Linked DNA regions of Mus musculus: regions 2 and 3 are each linked to region 1. A link is a loop called in an ENCODE intact Hi-C map of the cell type or tissue named here. Cell type or tissue: left cerebral cortex. All regions are shown on one strand.

Region 1 (8,000 bases):
AGTGAGGTGCACAGAAGAGATGGGTTGGATTCCTTCATTTGTTGAGGGAATCTGGGCTTCCAGCAGATATTCGGTAAGTATCTCTACACAAAGGAAGCCATAAACAAAGGCAAATGTGCCAAGGGCCACAACTGTGGTAGATGAATGTCTCTTAAGTCTCCATCCTTTTGCTCAACCTGGATTTCTCCACACTCGAAGCTACCTCTGCCTATTTCTGCAGTATAAACCCAGCCCCTGTCCACATGTACCACTTGAAGTAGCTTCAACTGTAACGTGTTTTACACTTCACAAGTACACGGTCCACATAGAACTAAGCAGAGCAGCAATATTTTACAAGATACCTGGTTATTCCTTGGAACTCATTTCAGAGACTAACCAGAAAGGACTCTCCTGTCTCCATGCTACCTAACTCTATGTTTTTAAGCACCTGATAGCATTGTCCATAGCTTACATTTGTAAACAGTTCCTGTGTACATCTCACCTCCTCCAAAATGGAAAGTTCTTTGAAGGCAGAAGGGCAAAGCAGGCACTGTGCAAGTATCAGCTGAACATTCAGAAGACTATGGGTGAGGATGGGCCAGAGTGAAGGTCCCTAAGTCACTAACAAGATATGTTTCTCATGTCATCATTTCTTGATTGCCAATATTAAGTTTTAAGTATTTTGACACTCTAGTGTGTCCAGAATTTCCTCACAGTTCTGGGCTTTGAATCGTCAGGTTCCTGGTGGCAGCAAATGATTCTCTCAGGGACTCCTGAGGTCAATTATATTTGAATCCAATCAAGTGACATGAAATAAAGGTTCCAGGTAATTAGGGCACCACAGGAGAAATTAGAAGAGTAGAAGAGCATCTTTTCTTTCTTTCTTTCTTTCTTTCTTTCTTTCTTTCTTTCTTTCTTTCTTTCTTTCTTTCTCTCTCTCTCTCCCTTTCTTTCTTTCTTTCTTTCTTTCTTTCTTTCTTTCTTTCTGTCTCTCTGTCTCTCTCTCTCTCTCCCTCTCTCTTTCTTTCATCCATTCATGAGAATGGTGTAGTGATTATTCTGTGCTTAGTTCTATGGTGGACATATAAACACCTTAGAGCAGTGGTTCTCAACCTTCTTAATGCTGTGACCTTTTAATGCAGTTCCTCATATTGTGGTGACCCTCAACCATAAAATACTTTTCAATGCTACCTCATAACTGTAACTTTGTTGCTGTTAAGAATCATAATGTAAACATCTGATATGCTACCCCATGGGGGTCCCAACCCCCGGGTCGAGAACCACTGCCTTAGAGAGTACATTCAGCTGGAAGATGACCATCACTACAATACTTGTCTTGCACTTGTGAGGACCTGAATTGGATCCCATATCCTGCAGATGCAAGTCTGGGCAAGGTGGCACACACTTATGACTTCCATGTTGGTGAGATGCGGCTAGCCAGGAATTGGGGCTCCCTAGATAGTATCTAGTCTAGCTTAGTTAGAAAAACAAAAACAAAAAACAAAAAACAGGTCTGTGAAACAAAATAAAGGTTGACAGAGCCTAAGCAATGATATGTGAGGTTACCCGCTGGCCTCCACATGCATATGCATACATCTGCACATAGATTTGTGAATACACATGCACACACAAGTGCATGCGAGTTTATGCACACACCCACACATAAAATATATAGGGACAACAACAACACTTATTCATAGGAACATGTAAAAACTATCTATTTCTTCCTTTTCCAGGTTCCTCATGTACAATATCAGTCCCTTGTCTCTGCATTTCACACCACCCAGTTAATTTCCAGGCATTTGGGGGTCTTTACAGTAGGTGAGTGAAAGCAGAGATCAGAAAAAGACATTAAACACCACTGCAAGAAGTGCCAGCAATGGACACTTGTAATTGAATGAGAGTCTATAAGAGTCTATGAATATCGCTGTGCTCCCATAAAGATGCCTTGATTTGTCTAATTTGGAGAAAGACTTAAGCGACACTGAATATATAGTATATATGGTATAAAACAAAACCGGTGGGCAGCCTCCTGCTTTTTGTTTTCCATTGACATCTTCAAGGGAAAGTATCCCAGCGATAGGATTTTCAATTTGCCTTTTTGTCTTAAGCAATGTCCTTTCTTTCAAATTTGCTCCTCTGCCCTCCCTCTTCTGCACTAGGGAGGATCCTTCAAAATTCCTAACAGGCAGCCCTGTGGAGAGATGGGAGGGAAGGGAAGGGAGGGAGGAAGGGAGGGAGGGAGGAAGGGAGAGAGAGAGAGGTAGAGGGTGTCTGGCAGTGTACATGTGGTACAGGCAGAGGGATCAGAACGCTCACAGAACAGGCAGTGTAATTCCATGTTCTTCCTAAGTATCAGCCCTGCGGGGAGCTCTGCCGGCAGTCTACTTGGAGAGGAAAAGTAGATTTGGGGGAAGATGGAAGGAGTCAATTCCTAAGTGAGTTGGTCCTCACTCATCCTTGAGGGCATCTCCTGATCTCCAGTGACTGCTCAGACTCGGCCCTCTCCCTCCCAGATACTTGCTTTAGCAGAAGAGACACACCTTTCTGCAGCAGGGAAAAGCAACTGACCAGATTGCAAGCCGGTAGGTTGTGACATTCAGCATGTTTATGCAGCAGAATTTGCTGAGAGATGCAGGGGGGCGGGGTGTTGGTCGGGCTGGCTGATTTATCTGCAGTGGGGAATGTTTTATTTTAATTGTCAGTTCAAAGCAGAATTGTTGCCTAGGCTAAGGTGGCAGCTAGAATTGCTGCATTTCAGGCTCCTGGGCTGCGTTTGTGTTCCATGTGGTTTCTGCATGCAGCTTGGAGAAGCTGGGGAGAGCTCACCTTTAAATAACCTGCAGCTTGCTACGCTTCTTCTACTCCATATGTAATTTTTGCTCTTCCTAAGCACAGTTCCCACCCTATCTTCTCAACATCCCCTGCCCCTCTCCCCACCCTGTGGGAAATGTGGCCTAGCTTCACCTTGAGCCCTTGGCTCCCTAAGTCTGTCTGTCCGGCTGCTTTGCCCTAGGTGCCGGTAGATGCTGTGCTGCTGCCCTGGGCCCAGGCAGACTGATTCAGCAGAAACGTCTGTGCATGGGAGTTGCAATCAGGGACCATGGCAGTGCAGCTGGTGCCGGACTCCGCTCTCAGCCTGCTGATGGTGAGTGTGCTGGGGAGGAGGTGGGGCCCAGGAGGCCCCCACTCCAGCCTTCCCCTGCTGGCCTCAGGGACTGCTGCTAACTGCTGTGGCTGCTGTCATGGCTGCAGACACGGAAAGCACGGCTCTGCTTCATCCAGCAGGCTCCTGTGAAAGGATTTCTTGGGTCAGAGAATTAGCGTGACTAAGCACTCTCAGGGAAAAGAAGCAGTAGATTTGCCATTTTAGAAACTTGTTGCTGCTGCGTGCTATTTTGAGAGACGTGCTTACAAACAGGTGCTAAGGGTGTCTCCGAATGGATCTCAAGACGCCTCCTGTTCGCTCAGCATCCTTTGCTCTGGGGTCTTTCAGTCTAAATTCTGAGAGTCGTGCTTGTTTGTTTGATTTCTTTCCATGCCAGCTGTGGGGTTTATAAAAAGATTATTTTAATTTTTTTTGGGGGGGGGGTGCTCCAGACTGAATGAATAAGGCAACCTTCTCAGGTTCCCCTAGAGAACCCAGGGTGGTTCAGGGTGGCCCTTCGGCTGTCAGATTAGTGGAGTCTCCTCTCCCATCTCCAGATGGCAGGGAGAACTGACATTTATATGTGTGTGAACTGCTGACCTACTTTAGATCCCTACGGTTTTTACAATGTTAAGAAAGCTGTTGCTCTTAGTGCTTTGAAGCAGGCAAGGACAGCGCCAAGCCCCTTGCAACCCAACTGGCTTTTGACTTGACCCTGGGTTCAGTTTGCTTTGCTGCCTTGGCTCCCCTCCCTCCTCCTCTGCTGCCCAGTAGTTCACAGGCCCTGGCAATGCTGCCTCTGGAAGAAGGCTGCGTCAGCTTGGCGTGGGAATGTACCTAACGTTTACTCCGGAGAGTTTACGAGCAGAGTCTAAGTGCTCCTGTATGGTGTATTGATCTGTGTTTTCTGATGGAGATGGGAAAGTGCAGCTTGGTGAGGGTTGATGAGTTTATTAAGGCGACTGGGAGGAGTGGCTAGAGTGCTTGCCTCCTAAGTGGCGAGCCTCATCAAATTAAGAGGGACTTCCTCCTTGTGCTCCGTTAGCATATGTATATATGTATGTGTGTGTGTGTACACACACACACACATGCATTTGGTCCATGGAGTCACTTGAATTGCTAGAAATTGCTTGGGCCTCTCGGACTTCTGGTCTACCAGAAGGAGGAATTAGGAGTGAAAGTCATTGCTATAGCCATTACTCTTTAAATGGATTCCCTGATTACTAAGGCCACTGTGCGATATTGCTACATATTTCATTGTCTACTGTGGGTCAAACGAGTCCGTGGTCAAATTTCTGAGTATCTGTTATGGTTGCTAACACTGTACGCCAATGTCTGTGAGGAGATACTTCGAAGAATGCTGGAATCATGAACATATGCAAAAAATATAATCACATATCCTTCTATGTGTGAATATACATACATGTTGTCTAATATTGCTAGGTAAATATAAATTCTGCAGTATGTTCATAGAGAGTAAAAAGTTTGTTAGGCCTGCCTCTCTGCCTCTGTACTGATGCTTAAATGTATGTCTGTTTTTACTACATGACCCTGAGGATGAACACTTGGTATTCAAGCAAAACAAAGCTTTGCATCCTAACTCATTGGGCTATCAATGCCATGTGCCACCGTGTGGACTCCTAATAATATTAATATTAACATCGTTTTGGCTATCATTTCAGTTTGGAGTTTATCCTCTACTTTGCCTAGCACTCGCTTCCTGCCTGGATGAAAAGATTGTGATCTTTTCTCTCTGGGAAGCCAGGAAAATAGCCCTTGACACAGCTGTGGACCAGTAGGTTAGAGCCTCCCAGGAGCACTGCACATAACCAGAGTCACTTCTAGTTCACATTTGGTTCAAGGAAGAGTTCTCCTAAGAACTTTGCTATGTTCTGCTTTTTAAAGGGTAAATTCCAAAGTAATTGCTTCCTAGACATGTTTTTCAATAATTTATAAACAAGTGTGAGAGAAAAGAAATGGGAAGAAGAAGCCATTCAGTGGAACTGACTTAGCTGTGAGTTCAGGAAAGAAACTATATGAATTATTATGTATCCTCTCATTAATTAGCCAATAAGCTCTTAGTATTTATCAAGCACTTGCTCGCTGGAGAGAGTAGCATGGTATAATAGCAAAAGCCATAGCTCATGACAGCATGGTTTCAGGGACGGTCAATACCCTGTGGCCTGAGTGTAGCTGTGGTTTGCTGTGTGCAGTCCTTGGGCTGCAGGAGTACAATCAGCTGGAATCTTTGTTTGGTTCTGGAAAGCTAAAGATCTCTGCATTCTGTCTCCAGCTTCGCCACTTACTGGTAATATTGAGCATGTCGCTTCTCCTCTCCTGGTTATGTAGTCTGCTGACGGGGAGGGTCTAATGCACCTTTCTTTCTGTTGGGCAAAAATTAAGCTCTGTAAATATGCTATCTAGGATAAAGTTCCTGAATAGCCAGCTTGAGTACTTTATTCAATGTTGTCACCTCCCCCCTCCCCCCCGCCACCCCCTGAAACCCAGCACGGGAACAGCATTGCTTTTTTAAAAGGTGGCATTTGGTTTCACCCAGGTGGCTTTTCTGCCAGAGAAAGTATGTTTCCGATCATTAGCTGGTTGTTTACACTCTCCTGTCAACCCCAAAGAAGCCTGCTTTGTTCCCCTGAACAAAACCCACTGACCCCAGGACAGTACCTAACATACCTTTGCCAGTTAGATGTGGGTCTTTCAGGAGGAGTCCAGCATTGTGTACTAGCCCTATGGGAGAACTACACTGATTCTTTCCATAGAGGGTAGGAAGGGTCAGATGCTTGTGAAAGTTGGAGCAACTCAAAGAATCGATGAAGGGTGAGTGGAAGAGCAGATTATCCCTGGTGAGAAGACAGCCTCACACGCATCAGAGACTCACCTACCCATCGATGTAGAGATTCTAGGAATCCAAAGAAGACACTGCCTTGTTCCCGATGCTACTCCATACAGCTAACTGTAGAACAGGTTATTTGTTGAGACCATGTGAGTTCAGAAAAACTGAAATGACTGAAGCATGCTGCCATCCAGAGGTTTGTTATTGATTGCTTGATTGATTAATATATATATTGGTATAAGGTATTTCTATGTAACCCAGTCTTTCTTGAAACACTTGATCCTCTTGCCTCTTTCTACTTCCTGAGTGTCAGGCTTATAAGCATGTGACACCATCCCTGCCTTGGTGATCACTCATTTTGTGCATCCAGAATATACATATATGACTAAGAGGCTGCCAAGGTTGTCATATGCCATTTTGTGCTTTAGATGACAAAGGCTCATGCCTTTGAGATTGGAAGATTAAAGCATTTTTAAAAAACTGTTTTTGTTACATTTACACATGTGTGTCTGTCTGTCTATCAATATGCATGGGGAAATCTGAGGACAGATTTTAAGAGTCAGTTCTGTCTTTCTACCACATGGGCCCTGGGGAACCAACTCAGGTTCCTGAGCCTTGGTGGCAAGTTCATTTATACTGTGCACCATAGTGACAGTCCTACACTAGTTTTTAGACTAAGTTAAGCTGTGAAGCAATAAATAATGGGAACTGTGCTTTTCTATAAACAGAATGTCTTTCCATATGTTATCCAATCTCTTCCAAGACTTTTTTTTGAGACAAAAACACCTGGTAATCAAACATCGAGGACCTGTCAATGAACACACACCTGAAATTGATGGTCCAGAGTCCCAAAACCAAGGCTTACTGCTACAGTATTAAATCAAAGAATTTGACACACAGGATCTTCTAACACATTAGATGAGTATATATTTGGCCTAGATTCAAACATTCTTTTCGTCCAGTGTTTCCAGTCAGAAAGTCTTATCCTCTTATTTAATATTTATTATTTTTCTGCATTAATATGCAAGGTTGAAAAGAAGGTACAAGTTGCTGATGAAAGATACTTGGGTTAACACTAACAGGAAGGACAATATTTTATCTACAAGAGACTCCTCATGTGGTCAATGTTCTAGTCCTTGAACTGTTGTTGTTGTTGTTTGGTTTTTTGTTTGTTTGATTGTGTTAAGAAAGAATTTGCCAAGGTCATGTTTAACAGTGGAGAGATTTAATGGGTAAAAACTCAAATTCATAGGTAAGAGAAATTTATAAGCGAATCTTTGTAATGAAGGTAATAATTGAATGAAATGAGTTACTTTCAGATGTCTGACCTTTTTTTGGAATGCACAAGCTTCCTCAAATTCTTTTTCCCTAAGCCATTTTTTCTCATTTAGACATCTTCCTCTTAACTATTATTTGCTGACTATAAGGAATATGGAGGCTGATCACTGGCTTTAACAAACTTACAACTGAGTTGAACAGACAGGGTAGCTTCCTGGAAATGAGAAGACAGCCTCTCTAAATGAGACGTGTATGTAAGACGACTTGATAGAATCACATAAATAAATGAGGCTTAACAGAGCACATCACCAAATGAGCCCAGGACAGAAGGCCTGGATTCAAAGGCTCTGAGGCACAACTAGAGTGGGGCTTACTGAAGCTTAGGTAAAAAATGTTACAAATAGGGGGCCAAGAGGGGGAATTTAAAGTCAAGAGAGTGAGTGAATTTTAATGGAGTCTGGATGTGTTTGGCACATGAAGATCTGACAGCTACGGATGGATTTCTTTGGGGGCACAAATGGCTAAAAGGTCAGGAGGGCAGGTGGAGGTGTTCTTGGAAGAGTTAAAGTCTTAGTTCCATCACCATGGTATTAGCTCCTCCCTCTCTCTGACTGTGACAGACTTATTCAGGGTTTATAATGAACTTTCCTCACATCCCAAATGACCAAAAGTAAATAGAATTCAAGTTCTTTCCCAAGAAATCTTGCTTCTGTGCTACTATTACTAATTTTGATGTTTCCAAACTGC
Region 2 (8,000 bases), 200 kb before region 1:
ATAGAATTTAGCCACCAATAAATATTAGAGTTTAATATTTAAAAGAAGGCATTGAGGAGGACCTGAGTGCTGAAGGCTGACCTTTCTGAAGCAGAGTTTGGGTGACTGCAAGGATGAGTTATTGCATTAGCCTTTGGGTGTCCAGTGTCAGGTGTCCAGAAAGTCTTCTGGGAGATGTGAGTTAGCTACAGAAGCGCAAAGCCAGGAAGGAAGGGCACAGAACTGGGATAGAAGAAGGAAAAGGAAGTTGTTTTTTTTTTTTTTTTTTTTTTTTGGGACTGTATCAAATAACCCAGTTTCCTGACCTCAGCCCCAGTTTTCTTTCTGCAACAGGATATGGAAGCAGAGCAAGGGTCTGATCACATTTCTCATTGACTTTGGGAGCCCATTGATCGGGGGCCAGTAGAGACCAGCTGCAATGTCTGGTAATGCTGCTGAAATTGTTCTGAGGAGTAGCAACCAGGTGAGTAGATATGGCCTTCTGCAGACCTCCCAGCTATGAAAAGAAGGTGTTTGCAAGACGAAGATTAGCAAATATCTTGCTTGCGTCTGCCATGTTTCTTTTTCCATGAGAATATAGAACCTTATCACTGACAAGGATCCATGGTCTGTCCTGGATTCCAGAATGCCTGTTAGAATATTTTAAGGTTTTCCTAATGCCAGCTGCCATGCTGGAGTAGAACATGGGTATAGATTAAGGTTTGCTCAAAGGGGAATGATGGGAATGATATAAAGCGATACTCCCTTCTCTTGTGGGAGCAGTCTACATTCCCCTAGCTTTAGTATATCTCACTGGCTCCAGAACCCCACGTGTTGATAACTGGTGATCCATATGAAAGAAGATGGCAGGAATTTTACACTTCGGTTTTATTTTCAGCCCAGCCTTCTTGTTATCCTCTGGTTTGTGCCTGATGTTCTAGGCAGACCGAGTCGTCCTGTTAGTACTGATGCTTTCCAAGTTTCATTTACTGTATTGTCAACACAGCGGATCTTTCTCTGGCTGCGTATCTAATACTGGCATCATTTTAGCAAAAGTCTTGGGTTAGAGGAACAGGAGATTGCATAGGCTGAAAAATATGGCTTACATTTCTGGAAAAAGCCAAGCTGCTCTCCTACATGAACTTTAGCTCATTCCCTAGAACTGGGTTCATAGTAGTCTATCAATTTACAATAGTTCGGAAATGGTCTAGAGGTCCATTAGTGGATAATGACTCCCCTGCCCCCCCATACACAAGCAGAGAGAGAGAGAGAGAGAGAGAGAGAGAGAGAATAGAATTTTACTCAGCAAGTGAGATAACCAGGCCCAGAAACACAATTATACATGTTCTCCCTCTTGTGGGAATCCTAGCTTTGAAATTTTAGAGCAGTATGTTTAACTTTGAGTACAAGTAAAGACAGAAAGGGACCATTGGGGAATAATTGTTCTGAGGGAAGTAGGATTACAGAACTCATTAGACATGAAGGTGGAGGGCTTCTGGGGTAAATAAAGCTAAGCAGGGAGCAGAGGGAGGGTATGGAAGATGAGGAGCAAGGACAGAAATGGTAACTGAGGGTATATGTAAAAGCCATAGAAACCTATTATTTTATAAGCTTGTAAAAAATAAAAAAACTAAAAGAAATAGGTTGAATAGAGGTACTCTCCATAGCAGGAGGATGCTGCTCCCAGAAGCCATGAGCTATTAAATAAAAATCTCAGTGCCAGTGCTAAGTGTGGAATATGCCCTATGAATTATTAGTCAAAAAGTCTCGAGAAGCCAAAATAAATCCAGGCTATTGACACTGCTCACCAGAACTTGAAAGGAAGCCCATATTGGTGAAGACATCACATTACTTGGGTCACAGGAGATCAAAATCAAGCTGGGATTGGAAGTTTTCTCCTAATGCCTAGCTTTCAGGGAGCCAGAAGGTGCTGTGTGTGCAGGGAGAGAAAAGTCACTAACAACTGCTTCAAGTGAATTCTGGAAACTACAATAAAACCTGTCAGGCAAAATGTGGTCTTTGGTGCAAAAGGAGCATAAATGTTATGGGAGTAGCCAGTTGTTTCCTGATGGGATTTGAGGTCTGTTCTGTAGGAGGAAATGAATGCCATCTGATTATATATATATATATATATATATATATATATATATATATATATATATATATATATGAAGAGAGAGAGAGAGGGGGGGAGGGAGGGAGGGAGGAATGGGAGGTGTGAAACTACTAATACTATATATTATACATATATTAATAGCATACTATATAGTATATTTTATATATGCTAATATAGTTCATTATATTTTTATTATATATGTATATATGTGCATATATATATAGTCAAAAGATTTAAAAAATTAGAAAGAAATAAGAATAAAAGCCCAGAAGCCTGTCTCATAGATGTGCTCATGAAATGTCTAAATGCCCAGTGAACAGTAGCTAGCTACAATTTCCTGGGTGTTACTATTATCATTGGTTCTAGTGATAATGAGGAGAGTTTGTAATACCAACAAAATTCATACCGGATCTTTTTCCAGTTGAGGGAATTCTCCAAAATCCAAGACAAGAACTCCTCCACAAATTGTGACTTCAAATCATTGTGAATGAGACCAGCGTGCATCAGCAGAACATCTGATGGCCAACTATCAGTAGGTAAAGGACTGCATTTGCTATGGTTCTTTCGGATCCCGTCCCTAGGGTCCTGACAAGAGGCCTTCAGATCTCCCCATGCATTTTCCAAGGACAGTGTTTTCAGCTCCCCCCCCCCCCCCCGTTCTCATCAGGGTCTCGTCAGGGTAAACACTAGGCTGGAGTCTGGTTGGAGGCAAACAGAGGATTCCCTCTCCCACTGAGCCCTGAGTCTTTATCTTCCTCTCCCCCCTTCCCCTCAAGCCCAAGAACTAGTATTCACCTCTGAAGATTAAACCCAAGAACACCCCTCTCTGTGAATCCTTGAACCGGATGCATCTGATCGGCCATTGTGGTTAAAACCTGAGCCTAGTCCTCTGGCTGCCCCCATCTTAAGGCATGATGGGTGTTGCTGGTTTACTTCCATGCATCAGTTATTTTGTGTTACTCTGATAAAATATCTGATGAAAGCAACTTAAGGAAGGGTGTGACAAAGGATATAGTCCTTCGTGGTGAGGTGGCACGAAGGTGACAATGACTTTAGCTGTAGTGGCAAGGGCTTCAGGCAGGTGGTTATATTGTGCCCATGGCCAGGAAGCAGAGGAGATGAATCTGTTGGTCTGTTTACTAGTTTTTTTCTTCTGTTCTTCCTTTTTATACAATCTAGGATGCATACCCATTTGATAATGATGCCCATATTCAACCCAAGTCTTGTTTACCAGTTGAATCTCTCTGGAAACCTTCACAGTCATACCTAGAGGTGTATCTCCTGGGTGATTCTAAATTTGATCTAATTGACAATGAATATTAATTATTTCATTTTCCAAACATAGGCGGTCTCATGGATTTGAACTATCTCTTGCTACTCTTGGTAGCTAGTATAATTTACAGTTATACTGGAATATAATGGGTCCATATGATGAAGGCGTTGCTCCCTGTGTGGCACTATGGGGTGGAAGTAGAACCTTTTAGGGGTGGGGGAAGGGCCTAATGGAAGCGATTTTGCTGTTTTTAAGGCGAGGTCTTGGTGTGCAGCTCAAGCCACTTAATACTTGCTAGGTAGCCCAGGCTGGTCTTGAACACACAGCAGGTCTCTGTTCTCTTTGAGTGCTGGGACTGCAGGTGTGCACCAGAAGCTGCCTCCAGTGGCGGTGCTCAGGCCTCTTCAAAGAGGACAGTAGATGGCACCTCAGCCCCTTCCCCTTTCTTCTGCCTTTGCACCATAAGTGGATAGCTCTGCCCTACCACACGCTCCCCGCCATGAGAGGACTAGATGCAACAGACCCTAGAGCAATAGTAACCAATGCAGACCCCCAAACCTAAATATATCTTTGTAAATGGAGCTTTTCTTTCCTCTTTGTAAGTAGATCATCTCAGATATTTATGCTAGTGGCAGAAAGCTAACAGTGACCTCTGAGCCACAATGATACCATCCCCTTCTGTGAATCCTTGGACCAGGTGCATCTGATTGGATCTGGTCACAGAAGATACTTTGCGAAGTATTCGGATGAATCAACAACCGAGAATCACCGCCAGGAAGGAGGAACTGCCACACCTTCCTTTGTTTATGTTTCCTAGCTGTGGCCTACACAAACCCACATTCAGCCTGACAGAGAGCGGGATCGGTGCTTTCCGGAACCTACTGAAAAACTGGTATTATGATTATATTTTCATGTTCCAGACTTATTGAAATGGCTTTTAGTCCCTATGCTAAGGTCAAAGGTTTAATGGATGCTTAAAAAATCTATTATTTTTATTTCCTACATTTGAGTATTTGCCTGCACATGTGTATGTGTACCACGTGTATCGCTGATGATGGCAGAGTCCAGAAGAGGGTGTTGGATCCCCTGCAGCTGGAGTCACAGATGGTTGTGAGCCTCCTGATGTGAGTGCTGAGAACTGAACCCAGGTCCTCTGGAAGAGCAGCAAGTGCTCTTAACTACTGAGCACCTTATAGGTGTCTAATAATACTTTTTAATCACGTGACATTTTGCTCAAGTCTTCTTTAAACTAGTATGTTGGCTTATATTTACCCATTCTCAATTTTCTTAGTTTTCCAGGAAGGGAGAAAAACCCACTTTTAACATTTTAAATTTAAATTTAAATTTAAATTTTAACATTTAAATGAATACTAGCCTTCAAAGAAACTCTAATAATCACAAGGTAAGAGGTAAATATGGGGGTGAACAGCAACAGCGAGCAGTAGACAAGTAACTCAACACTAGAGGTCCCTCTCTTCTTAAGATCTAAAGGCCTGCCCTGTCTGGGATCTTAGCCAGCTTCAGTGGCTTCTGACTGGGAACAGAAAGTGAGGAGCAAAGGAAATCTGAACCAGAGAATTCTTTGTGGCATTGCAAATTAGATCTCAGGCAGCAGAGGCCTGCATCACTGAGTTCTGGCTCGCCCACAAAGTATTTGCTCCCCAACTCTCAGCCCCAGCTTCATTTTGTTCTATTTCTATCTGCTTCTTAATTTAGCCATGTGACTGCATTCAAACCCTTTTATCTCGTCCCCATCTGGAAGGCAATCTGGGTTGGTCCTGAATTTTTATTCCTGTGGAATAGAAGAGAGTGACAGAGTCCCCACTGCTCCTCCGAGGGTCACTGCGATGCCGAGGTGAACTGAGGGATTTCACAGATCAGGTGGCAAGGGCTCATGGCAGACAGGAAGAAGCTGACATTATTCACACGCAGCTAGCAAGTCAGAGAAATGAGGGCTTAGATGAGGGCTGTTGTTTTCCAGCAAGGGCCAGTGTCTGGCAGGCAAAGAACTAAGGAGACAGTCTCGTGAGAAGGCCAGAGCTTGCTTTTAAAACCGGGAAGACAATGGCGACCAATACTGGGAAGGAAATGGAAAGATCACATAGGAAAGGAAAGCTCTCTTCTTCGTCTTAGTAGTGTCACCTCCGGTGAAGAAGGGGACACCGAGGGTGACAGTCTCTTTGGAGGTCTCCATGATGCTCATGTTTTTCTTTTTAATGTTGTGTGAAATTTTAGCTTCATTGTGAAGTCTAGACAGAGCCTGGTCCTTTCTCTGTGTCTGTCTCCCAGAGGCTTCTGTTTTCTTCTACAGACACACATACCTCAGCATCCTTTGTGGCCTGGTGGTGGAGCTGGAAGCAGCATTGGACACTCTGTAGTGACCAGAAGTAGTGTGTGTGTGTGTGGTATTTGTGTGGTGTGTGTGGTATGTGTTTGTGTGGTGTGTGTGTGTGTGGGGGTGTGGTGTGTATGCTTGTGTGGTGTGTGTATGTGTGTGTGGTGTGTGTATGTGTGTGTGGTGTGTGTGTGTGCTTGTGTGGTATGTGTGTGTGTGGTGTGTGTCTGCTTGTGTGTGGTACATGTGTGTGTATGTGTGCTTTATGTGGTGTGTGTGTGTGTGTGTGTGTGTGTGTGTGTGTGTGGTGTGTCTGTGCATGCAAGCACTTGTGCAAGGCTCATGGTGACTCTGGAAGGAGGTCCAGAAAATTTAGTCAAAACAACGTTACAGTCTAGAAATGGGATCATAAACTCTGGGGACTAGAGGATAAGTCCTTGGCCTTGGAAGCTCCTTTCTCCATTGTGCTAAGTTCAGCCTGAGAAAAACCAGTTCAGGGCTCATGGCCTATGTGCAAGAGCTATGCCTAGTGTTTCTTAGGTCTCAGTCCCCAGTCCCTTTGTTGTCTGTTACCATGTCTAGTGTTCCTTGGGTTCTAGTGTTTCCAAACCTAGGAATTTCCTGAGAATCTCCTGACTAAAATGGCTGTTCTCACACACAGCCAGATACGTCCTTAATGATTTCTACCAAATCCAGTGGCTTTGAATTTGGCATCCATTGCATTCTGCAAAGGCAATCTGAGCCCGAAAAACGCTTTGGCAGTGAGAGCCATCTGCCTGTGGAGAGGCTGGACCCAGTTTAGGAGAGGCAGAAAATTATGCAAATTATCAGTGCAATCTGACATTCACCATTTAACTGACTCAGTCCAGAGTTGATTGTATAAAGAAGGAAGGCTACATGTAGCTGGATGCCTGGGCTGGAAATCTTTGTGTACTGTGTTCAGGTACTTGTTATATGAGGTGGGCAGAGAACAACCTTGGATATCCATCTTGTTTTATGCATTAGGCTCTCAGGCTTGGAGCTCACCAAGTAGGCTAGACTTGGTTACCCAGTGAACCCCAGGTATCCTCCTGTCTCCTTTTTTCAACTGTTTATAATTAAACGTGCTACTACAGCTTTTTGTTTGCTTGTTTGTTTGTTTGTTAAACATCTGCTCTTGAATCCAACTTAGGCTCTTGGCTCTTGTACTTGTGTGCCAAGCCCTCTACTGACTGAGCTGTCTCGACAGCCCTTAAATGGGTTTTCCATCTACATGACTAACGGTGGTCATAGCTACCTTCCTTTTGCCGGGAGAGTACAGAGAAGTTGGAGAACACTGGTCCTCATGTTGGGAAAGCTCTACTTAAGTTTCTTGTCACCTGAGTGCTAGCAGTTGTGGAATAGTTTACAGATGGGGATACATTGTTACCCCAGAACTCCATTCCAGGTTTAGTAAAACAAAAACAAAAACAAAAACAAAAACAAAAACAAACAAACAAACAAACAAAACAAAACAAAACAAAAACAAAACAGCTGTCTGTGGCAGAGCCACAATAGGTTTCCCATGTGGTTTGGCATCTCTGGGCTCACCCACAGTAGTGAGATGTCCCAGGAAACACCTTTGATTCTATGCTTCCTTAACTTTCTCTATAAGGAAACACATCTCAGTTTCAAATGATTGAGCAGGGACACCTGCTCATTGCTGATGGCTTGAAGCTTTGGGAGACAGGATTCATGACCTGACAGCAGTATTCTTGTTAATTCAGGGACTGGCAGGGTGCAGCCTCAGGCCCCAGGGGAAATGGGATTTTCTGGTGGTCTCACACCTTGTTTTGTCTTGAACACATTCACTCTCCTATGAGATGAACAGACTCTAAAATGAAATCCAATTAACCTTTAGCAGTGAGCAAGCTGGGCACTGGCGAAGCACATTCGTTTTTTTCCCAATTCTTCAGTTGTCATGACACCAAGAGATGATAGTACATGGGGGGACCTAATAGTCATTGCGTTTTTATAGCTTGGCAATTAACTTCTTCATTTTTATAGCAGCCTGGAAGGCCGGGGTGTTGAAGGTAATGGGTGTTCATCATGGCTTCCCTCGCTTCTGAGTTTATGCAGGTAGTCACAACACCCCCCACAGTCTCCCTTCTATGGGATTCTGATGAAATACCAGCAGCCCAGGAAGAATGGGGGCTTTACATTACTGCTACTTCTTCATTTTTGGGAGACGATAGGACTCTGTTTACAAACCGTTATGTACCAAATTACTTCCAGCTTTTAGTAGCCTAAGCATCACAGATCAAGTTTCTTTGTGATCA
Region 3 (8,000 bases), 79 kb after region 1:
TCCCCCATTGGTCAGTAGTTGATAAAATGCCTTACAGCTAGATTTCATGGAGGTGTTATCAATAGAGGCTCCTTCCTCTTATGACTCAGCTGTGTCAACACACAAAAAACCATCCAGTATGCCTAATTTGATAGCCACTGATGCAAGCTGACTATCCTTAGTTCTCAATGTTTTGTGAGCAAATAACAACAGTCTAGGTCACCTACTTCCTGTGTGCTTACCATTCTAAGCAAGGCAGCCCCATGTGATCAATGCTTAGGGAAACAAAAGGCACCCTAAGGATGAAATGTTCTATCACTACCAAATCCCTGTAACTTCTGCTACCTTACTCCCCCTGTCATTGCCAAATACCTGACAGAATCAACATAAAGGCAGAAGTATTTTGTTTGGTCACAGGAGTTAGACTCCATTAAGGAAAGCATAGCATCAGGCTTAGAACACCATTGTGATACTATTCTATATGTTTGGCCCAGGGAGTGGCACTAGTAGGAGGTATGGCCTTGTTGGATCAAGTATGTCACTGTGGGTATGGGCTTCAATACCCTTGTCCTAGCTTTCTGGAAGCCAGTGTTCTCATAGCTACCTCCAAATGAAGATGTTGAACTCTCAGCTCTTCCAGCCCCATCTGCCTAGAGGCTGCCATGCTCCTGCCTTGATGATAATGGATTGAACCTCTGAACCTGTAAGCCAGCCCCAATTAAATGTTGTCCTTATAAGAGTTGCCTTAGTCATGGTGTCTGTCCACAACAGTAAAACCCTAAGAAAACTGTGATATGAGTGTATGGTAATGTCTTGTTCTATGACACCCAACAGGAAGCAGAAAGCTTAGGTAGGAAGGGAAGTCAGTTGACCTATAACCTTAAAACATTGGTCCTAGCATCCTACTTCTGCAATTCAAACTCCATGTCCAAAGGTTTACACAATCCCCCAGGGACAGTAACACCAGATGAGGCCATGGGTTCAAACACGTGAGCCCATGCAGGACACTTTACATCTAAACCATCATACCTTTCAAAGGTGGTATTTATATGGAAACTTCTATTTTTCTTAGGGTTTCTATTGCTATGAAGAGACACAGTAACCACAACAATTCTTTTAAAGGAAAACATTGAATTGGGGCTGGCTTATACATTCAAAGTTTTAGTCCATTATCATCATGGCAGAAAGCATGACAACATGCAGGCAGATATGGTGCTAGAGAAAGAGCCTAGAGATCTCTGGATTGACAGGCAGCAGGAAGAGAGAGTAATATTGGGCCTGGCTTGAGCTTCTGAATCCTTAAAGACCACCCCTGTGACAGACTTCCTCCAGGAAGGCCACACCTCCTGATAGTGAGACTCCCTCTGAGCCTGTGGAGGTCATTTTCCTTCACACCATCACAGGAACTGCGCTGCTGGGTGGGAGTTCTGAGAAGGAAAAGTACAATATCTTGTTCATGGAATGATTGTTCCACTTACCTTTGTAGCATAGCTTAAGGCAAGCCTGCCTCCCTAGGGTTGGTCCCTTGACTAGGACATTGACTTGGCTCAGTTGGAATATTAGACCTCTACTATTGCCAGAGATTCTAGTCTCTTGAGCAAAAGTTTTACAGTAATAGACCTTTATTGTTACTCTAACAGTGTCTCATTCAGTTCTCATTTAGGTCTTTTTTGTTTTGTTTTTAAGGGACTTAAAATCCTCTCTCATAAGTGGTGGAAGGAGATTACAATCACTATGGAATTCTGTATTGGCTAATAAAATTACTTAATGTCAATTAGCAATTTTGAAGACACCAATCTAAACCTCCCAGTGTATTCAAACCATGTACAGATTTCCAAAAAGTGAAGATTTGGGGTTGTTTTGTTTTGTTCATTTTTGTTGTTATTTTGCTACCAGGGTCTCATTCTGACCTTCCATCAGCTCCCTAGTTCTTTGGAATCCATTGAGAGAGTTCAGACATGACACACAGAGACAAAGCCATGGGATTTATCCCACGGTAATGTGGGGACACTCTCAAGAGTGAGAATGGACAATGACCAAAGGACCAGTGCAGAGAACACTCTCAGGGAAGGAGAGTGGACAGTAACCAGGGAGGCTGTTATGTAGAGTACATGCTTTGGGGGTGCAAGTGCACAAGGGACAACCCAACCATCGTGTAAGCACATTATCAAGGGAGAGGAATGACAATAGCTACACAGACCGTTATAGAGCATAAACTCTTGAGGAATGAGAATGGATGCTAGCCAAAGGTACCTTGTATAAAGCACATTATCAAGGGAGGGGAGTGGGTAGTAGTCAAGAGGGTTCATTTCTCAACCTGTATTTTAGCTAAGTTTTAAAATACATTGTATTGTGTGTATTCGTACAATTATGTGTTGAGGCCAGAAGTAAACCTTTGGTATTTCCATATGTACCCATTATTTTGTTGTTTGTTTGTTTGTTTGTTTTTGTTTTGTTTGGGGGTTGGTTTTTGTTTTGGTTTGGTTTTGTTTTTCAAGACAGGGTTTCTCTATGTAACCCTGGCTGTCCTGGAACTCACTTTGTAGACCAGGCTGGCCTCGAACTCAGAAATCCGCCTGCCTCTGCCTCCCGAGTGCTGGAATTAAAGGCGTGTGCCACCACGCCCAGCCTGTACCCCTTGTTTTTTGAGACTGATTCTCACTGGCCTGGAACTCACTGATTAAGTTAGGCTGCCAAGCTAGTGAGTCCTGCCTACTGTCTCTGTTGTCCCAGAGCTGGGATTATAACTGTAAACCACCACACATAACTCCTTTGCTGAGTTACATTCCCCCATTCCTACACTATTTCTTAAACTCCCTAGTTCCGATTCCTTAGGACTGTTTTCATGTCTAGGTGATGGACATGATCATTTTGATTAACTCTTGAGAGAGGGGTAATGGTATGTTTTTATTCTCTCCCAGAAAGCCTCTGGCTAGATGGTAATCTTATGATCTTTTGGGCTAGTCACAATGTTCTGTCTCTATCTGGGGCCAGAAATACAGGTCAGAACACATTCTTTTGCACAATAATCAGTCCTTCTGTTTCAGTCCCTGGTTTTACAGGCTACTGATTGTGAGAAAGGAGCCCAGCCTCTGTGACTTTCCAGCCTATGTATATTTGTCTAGCAGGTCAAGGCAGAGTCTCCCTGTGGTGTCCAGGCTGGGCTTGAATTAGTGGGTTGGAGTAAAGCTCTCACCTCATCATCTCAGGTAACTGAGGCTAAGATGTGCGCCACCATGTGTGGGCTAGAAGTCTTTGATTCTATACCAAGATTTAAAAAGAAACTTCTGATAAAATCTGTCTCATACCAAGGGAAAAATCCTAATTGTTGCATAATTAGCTTTTTCAGGATCTAAGGTTGTCAGAGGCTGGGGGGCTGGGGGGGTGAGGTTGACTTCTAGGAGAAGGAAGATTCTAGGAGCTACTTCAAACAGTCCTGTAACTGCTGGCAGGAGAGAAGATATTCTAAAGAGAGACAGTTGTCCCCCCTGTCAACTATCTGACTTTTCACACTAGAGTTTAACAGGCTTGCAGGTCTTAAAAACAAAACAAAACCAACAAACAAAACAAAAACGAAGAGAAGATTCAACTCTACCTGGGGCTGCAGAGGTCTGATTCATCAGCGGGGATCTTACACCCAACAATTCCAATGTTTTTCAATAGGACATAAACAAAACAGAACAAAGACCCAGTCCATTCACCCCTAGGGAAGGACAACCTGTGTCACAGGTAAATCTGTGTACGTTATAGCTTTATTTGTCTCAAGGCTTTCTACAGACTCTAAAGCGGCCATTGCTACCATAGGGAAGGAATTAGAATTTTTTCTCCCCATTCAGCAAAACTACATATGACTCTATTTCCCTTTACCAAATTCTATTTCTAGAGAACACAGAGAAACTAAGGCAGTGAGTGTTTAGACCTAACTGCCAGGTTCCAGCCATGTTACTACTGTGCTTTGTTTTGTTTTGTTTTGTTTTGTTTTGTTTTGTTTTGTTTTGTTTTGTTTTGTTTTGTTTTGTTTTGTTTGTTTTCACAGGAAGAGCTTGGGTCAAAGCTGGTTTTTGCTTGGCCTTCACTATGTTCCCTTTCTGTGGCGAATGGGGGACCGAGTGTCTATTTTATAAATATGGGGATGTGAAATGAAATGTCACATGAGCTGCGATGCTTTATTATGTTGTTTTATGGGTCATTTTTAATATGGGTTATTTTATGGAGCTGTGTTACCATGTAGCTCGAAAGCACTGAATTTTGGTGGGAGATGCTCCGCTCTCATTACAGCTACCAAGAGGCATGGGAGCTGAATTAATAGACATGGAACAGAGACAACTGCTGTCTTTGCAAAATGCGGGGGGCCATTAAGAGGATCAATCAGTAGGGGGTGGTGTAATCCACCAACATAGGCATTTTCCACACAGTTCTGTTGCTGCATCTCAATGCAAAATGGTCCAGGATTTTTTTTTCAAGTGCATTAAAGAGGAGAGAATCCCAGCAGGGGCTTAATAAAGGATTTTTTTTTCCTTTCGTGCTCCCCCCACCCCCACCCCTTGACTTTTTATTCTTGCAACAAGCTTCATAGTTTGGAAATCATTTTTGAAGTCAGTGTTGTGAATATTAAGTAGGGAAGGAAAAGAGGCCAAGCTGTTACCTTGTAATAAAAATCAGACACAAGCCCTTTCCCACTGCCTGCATAGAAGGCGCAATAGTTTTGGGAACTGGCCTTTCGTTCTCATTCAACAAGCAATATTTAGTAGTGACAGTTAAACCTTGAGCAGGTCTTAGTGAGATTATAACCTCTATGCCTTTGTGAAGGACTCCTGTCCTCTAAGGTATAAACTTGAACCTTCTACAGGAGACCAAAGATGTCTTGTTGCCATTGAATTAAACTAAACATGCTAGTGTTGCCCATAACAACAGTTGCTAGGCGACCTTTGCCTGCATGTGGAGGGGCGGGAAACATTGTGGCTCATGGCTCTATTTATCATCATATTTCAGCAGTCTTGCTAAGGGAAGGACCTGACACACACATGACAGAAATGTCACATGCACACTAGAAGAGGGACATGGGCTGAGAAATCTTCAATAGTTGTTATACCTTTGCCTGTGATTTCTTGACTGACTCTCACTGTAGACATAGAGCTGTATGCCTGTACTAGATTTAGAATGTGTCCAGCCCACCTCTTCCAGGGAAGACCAGGAGGGAAGGGAGGAGCACAGGGGAGAAATAATGAAAATGTCATTCCTGTGTCAGCAGTGGGTCTGAGGCTCCAGCAACAACTGACATCACTCCACACACAAACAACACTCACCCCCAATAGACACTAGTTTGGAATATCAGTTAGTCAGGTGTGGTGGTGCCTGTGGCATAATCTCAGCACTCAGAGGACTGAGGCAGAAGAATTGCTATGAGTTGTGAGCCATCCTGGCATACATAAAAGGGCCCTGTTTCAGGCCATCTTCTGATATAATCAAGATTAAAGGTCATAGTACAGTTCCATTTCTGAGGTATGTACCACTATAGATTGTTTACTGTTTGGGGTATATATGGGATTATGTGGAGGGCAGTTTACATGTGTATGACAGGGCATGCATGAGTGTGTGTGTGTGTGTGTGTGTGTGTGTGTGTGTGTGTGTGTGTGTGTGTGTGTGTAGGCCAGAGGACAACCTCTAGAGTCATTCCTTAAAAAACAACCTTGTTCTTTGAAGTATTGTCTTTCATTGGCCTGATTCCCACCTGGTAGGCTAGGCTTGGCTGACCAACAAGCCCCAGGGCTCCCCTGTCTCCTTTCCCAGCACTGGAGTTATTAATGTGTGCTACTTCGCCTAGATTTTAGGGCAATTAACTTTTTAAAAGATGTACCATCTCATCAAAGTGTCCCCACTGTTCATTAAGCCAATTGGCTGAACATCATTGGAACTTAAACAGGTGTTTCCAAAAGTCAAACCACCATTTGAGAAGAGCACCTGCTCACTGGCTCCCCACCCCCTTCCTCTTGCTCTCTCTTACACTGGGCCAGAACATGAAGTCTCAGCAGCTAGGCTGAGATCCACAGTTTAAGAATTTAGATTGTAGCTGGATTGAAACCCACCTTGATTCCACCACCCTCTTTTTGCCAGGCCTAAAGGAACAGTCTTCAAAAAGTTTTTTTTAAATACAATTATATAAAGCCACATTTAAGTAGAACAAATTAAGATGTTCATGCGTGTATTAATCCATGCAGTCACACAATGTAAGCAGCATCTCTGTTTGAGACCTTCTGACTTTTGAAGGATACTGCTCATCACCACAAAAGAACCGAGAAGGAAGAATATCTAGGATATTCTGTATGAAAGTGCCAGGTGATTAAAATGCCAGTAGCTGTGGAGTGAAATGTCAGACCCACCTTCTGTATTCTGCATTCTCAATATTAGAATCACACAGAGATGATACTTTTACAGGTTGCAAGGAAGGAAGAATAGAAATCAATTTGTGGAGGGAAGAGAGCATCTTCCTATAAAAACAAAAGGGAGAGAGGAAACAGCCATGTAAAGGGGTCTTTAGAGAAATTATGGGGCCAGATACGAAATTATTTTCCAAAGGAAGAAATAAAAGGACTGATGATCCAATTAGTTGTCAGAACAGCGCAGTGGTAAGTCCCTGACTCTGGGATCATGTCTGAGCTCACCTGGAGTTGCTCCTGCTTACTGCTGAGCCACATCAGGACAGATATTTCATCTAGAAAAGCCTCTGCTTGTCCTGTAAATGTGGGGCATAATTATTTTTAGTTCCCTGGCAGAGTGAGTGTGAGAATCAGCTGACTGAGAGAATAAAGGGCTTTGCAGTGTGTTTGGCACAAGGGAGCTGGCAGCAGACGCTGGTGTGGTATAGCTGGTATCTCATTGCTACTGTTAAATGGCAGGGAAAGTTCTTGGGCACAACTCCAAGAGGGAGCAATGGAGTGGACTTGACCAGGAGAGCAGCCATTGCTGCTTAGCCAATTGTAGGTGGGGGACATTGTATACAGAGGTGGGATTAAGGGCAGACCTATTTCCAGGACACTGGGATGTCGTGGATGGAATTGGACACAATGGCTACTACATGCCAGTTAGAAACCAGGGCTATATTACTTTGCCACTAGAGAATGTCAGAGGATGACCTCGGCCAACAGCAGCAGCAGCAGCAGGCTCAGTACTCAACGTTTCAGCTGACCCAGAATAAACTATGGAATCCCAGAAGGGACATAAAGTGGTCAACATAATGAACAGCACTTGACTCCCACTTGGGTGTTCCTCGAATTATCCCATTAGGTTGTGGCAAGAGCCAAAGAGCACAGACAGGCCATAAGCCTGGAATCCTTTCTCTTCCTCCCCCTCCTCCTCCTCTTTCTCCTCTTCCTCCCCCTCTTCTTCCCTTTCTTCCTTCCTCCCTTTCTCCCTTTCTTCCTTCCTTTCTTCCTTCCTTCCTTCCTTCCTTCCTTTCTTTCTTTCTTTCTTTCTTTCTTTCTTTCTTTCTTTCTTTCTTGTCTTTTTCTTTCTCTTCTCTTTCTGTACTTAACAAAGAGGAAAGCTACTGCTCAAAGCATATGACTGATACCAGGTGAAGTGGGTCAATGCAAGAAATATAGGAAACATGACCTAGTATGTGACTTCTGACGCCCAAATGCCACATTCCTGAACTGTGACTTGCTGTACTGACTCAGGTTCTACCCCAGGTCACTCGCTCTGCAGTGAGCTTCGGAGCAACTGTGAGACAGCGTCCCTTGGATGCCCAGGAGCTCACTCACCTGAACAGTACCTGGGTGTTTTCCAAGTTCCTCACAGCCCACTAATTCTAAATTGATCTTTCGGAACAGTTTTCGACCCAGTGAAATAGGAACTAGGAAACTGCTCACCTCCCCGTTCCAAAAGAGGCAGTTTTGAGACACATTCTACAAGGTTCCTTAGGGATCCCCAGTGATTCCGATCCCCATGTCCTGTCTCAGTGTGAAGCCTGGTAACTATGTGGTGGTTTCTCTTCTTTCCTGCCCTCCTCCAACCTCCCGTCA

What was found. Peaks named below come from ENCODE experiments on the same cell type or tissue, not always from the same donor. Only the 100,000 strongest peaks of a DNase experiment are listed, where the experiment ranks them.
Region 2: it touches region 1 in a loop (8-fold over the local background); 6 of 42 quality-filtered maps call a loop at or near these places.
Region 3: it touches region 1 in a loop (2.5-fold over the local background); 2 of 42 quality-filtered maps call a loop at or near these places.

What each region holds. Positions count from the first base shown.
Region 1 is chr2:4,015,456-4,023,455 of GRCm38, forward strand. Gm52545 (a long non-coding RNA gene) reads right to left here. Exons shown (of 3, transcript XR_003953991.1): 3 at 7,870-8,000. It also overlaps a transcript of Frmd4a not described here. Among named protein-coding and RNA genes, the nearest start is that of Gm52545, 12 kb to the right of the region's middle. In left cerebral cortex, a CTCF peak has its summit at 3,199; DNase peaks (open chromatin) are centred at 2,330, 2,570, 2,792, 3,135 and 1 more place; H3K4me3 peaks cover 3,028 bases; H3K27ac peaks cover 2,556 bases.
Region 2 is chr2:3,811,369-3,819,368 of GRCm38, forward strand. Gm36031 (a long non-coding RNA gene) reads left to right here. Exons shown (of 5, transcript XR_373951.3): 2 at 334-463; 3 at 2,517-2,631; 4 at 4,066-4,260. Among named protein-coding and RNA genes, the nearest start is that of Gm36031, 7.5 kb to the left of the region's middle. In left cerebral cortex, a CTCF peak has its summit at 4,833; DNase peaks (open chromatin) are centred at 4,483, 4,971 and 6,482; H3K27ac peaks cover 1,117 bases.
Region 3 is chr2:4,094,740-4,102,739 of GRCm38, forward strand. It overlaps a transcript of Frmd4a not described here. Among named protein-coding and RNA genes, the nearest start is that of 1700080N15Rik, 42 kb to the right of the region's middle. In left cerebral cortex, no CTCF peak of the experiment used is centred here; DNase peaks (open chromatin) are centred at 4,937, 5,162, 5,942 and 6,786; H3K27ac peaks cover 1,766 bases.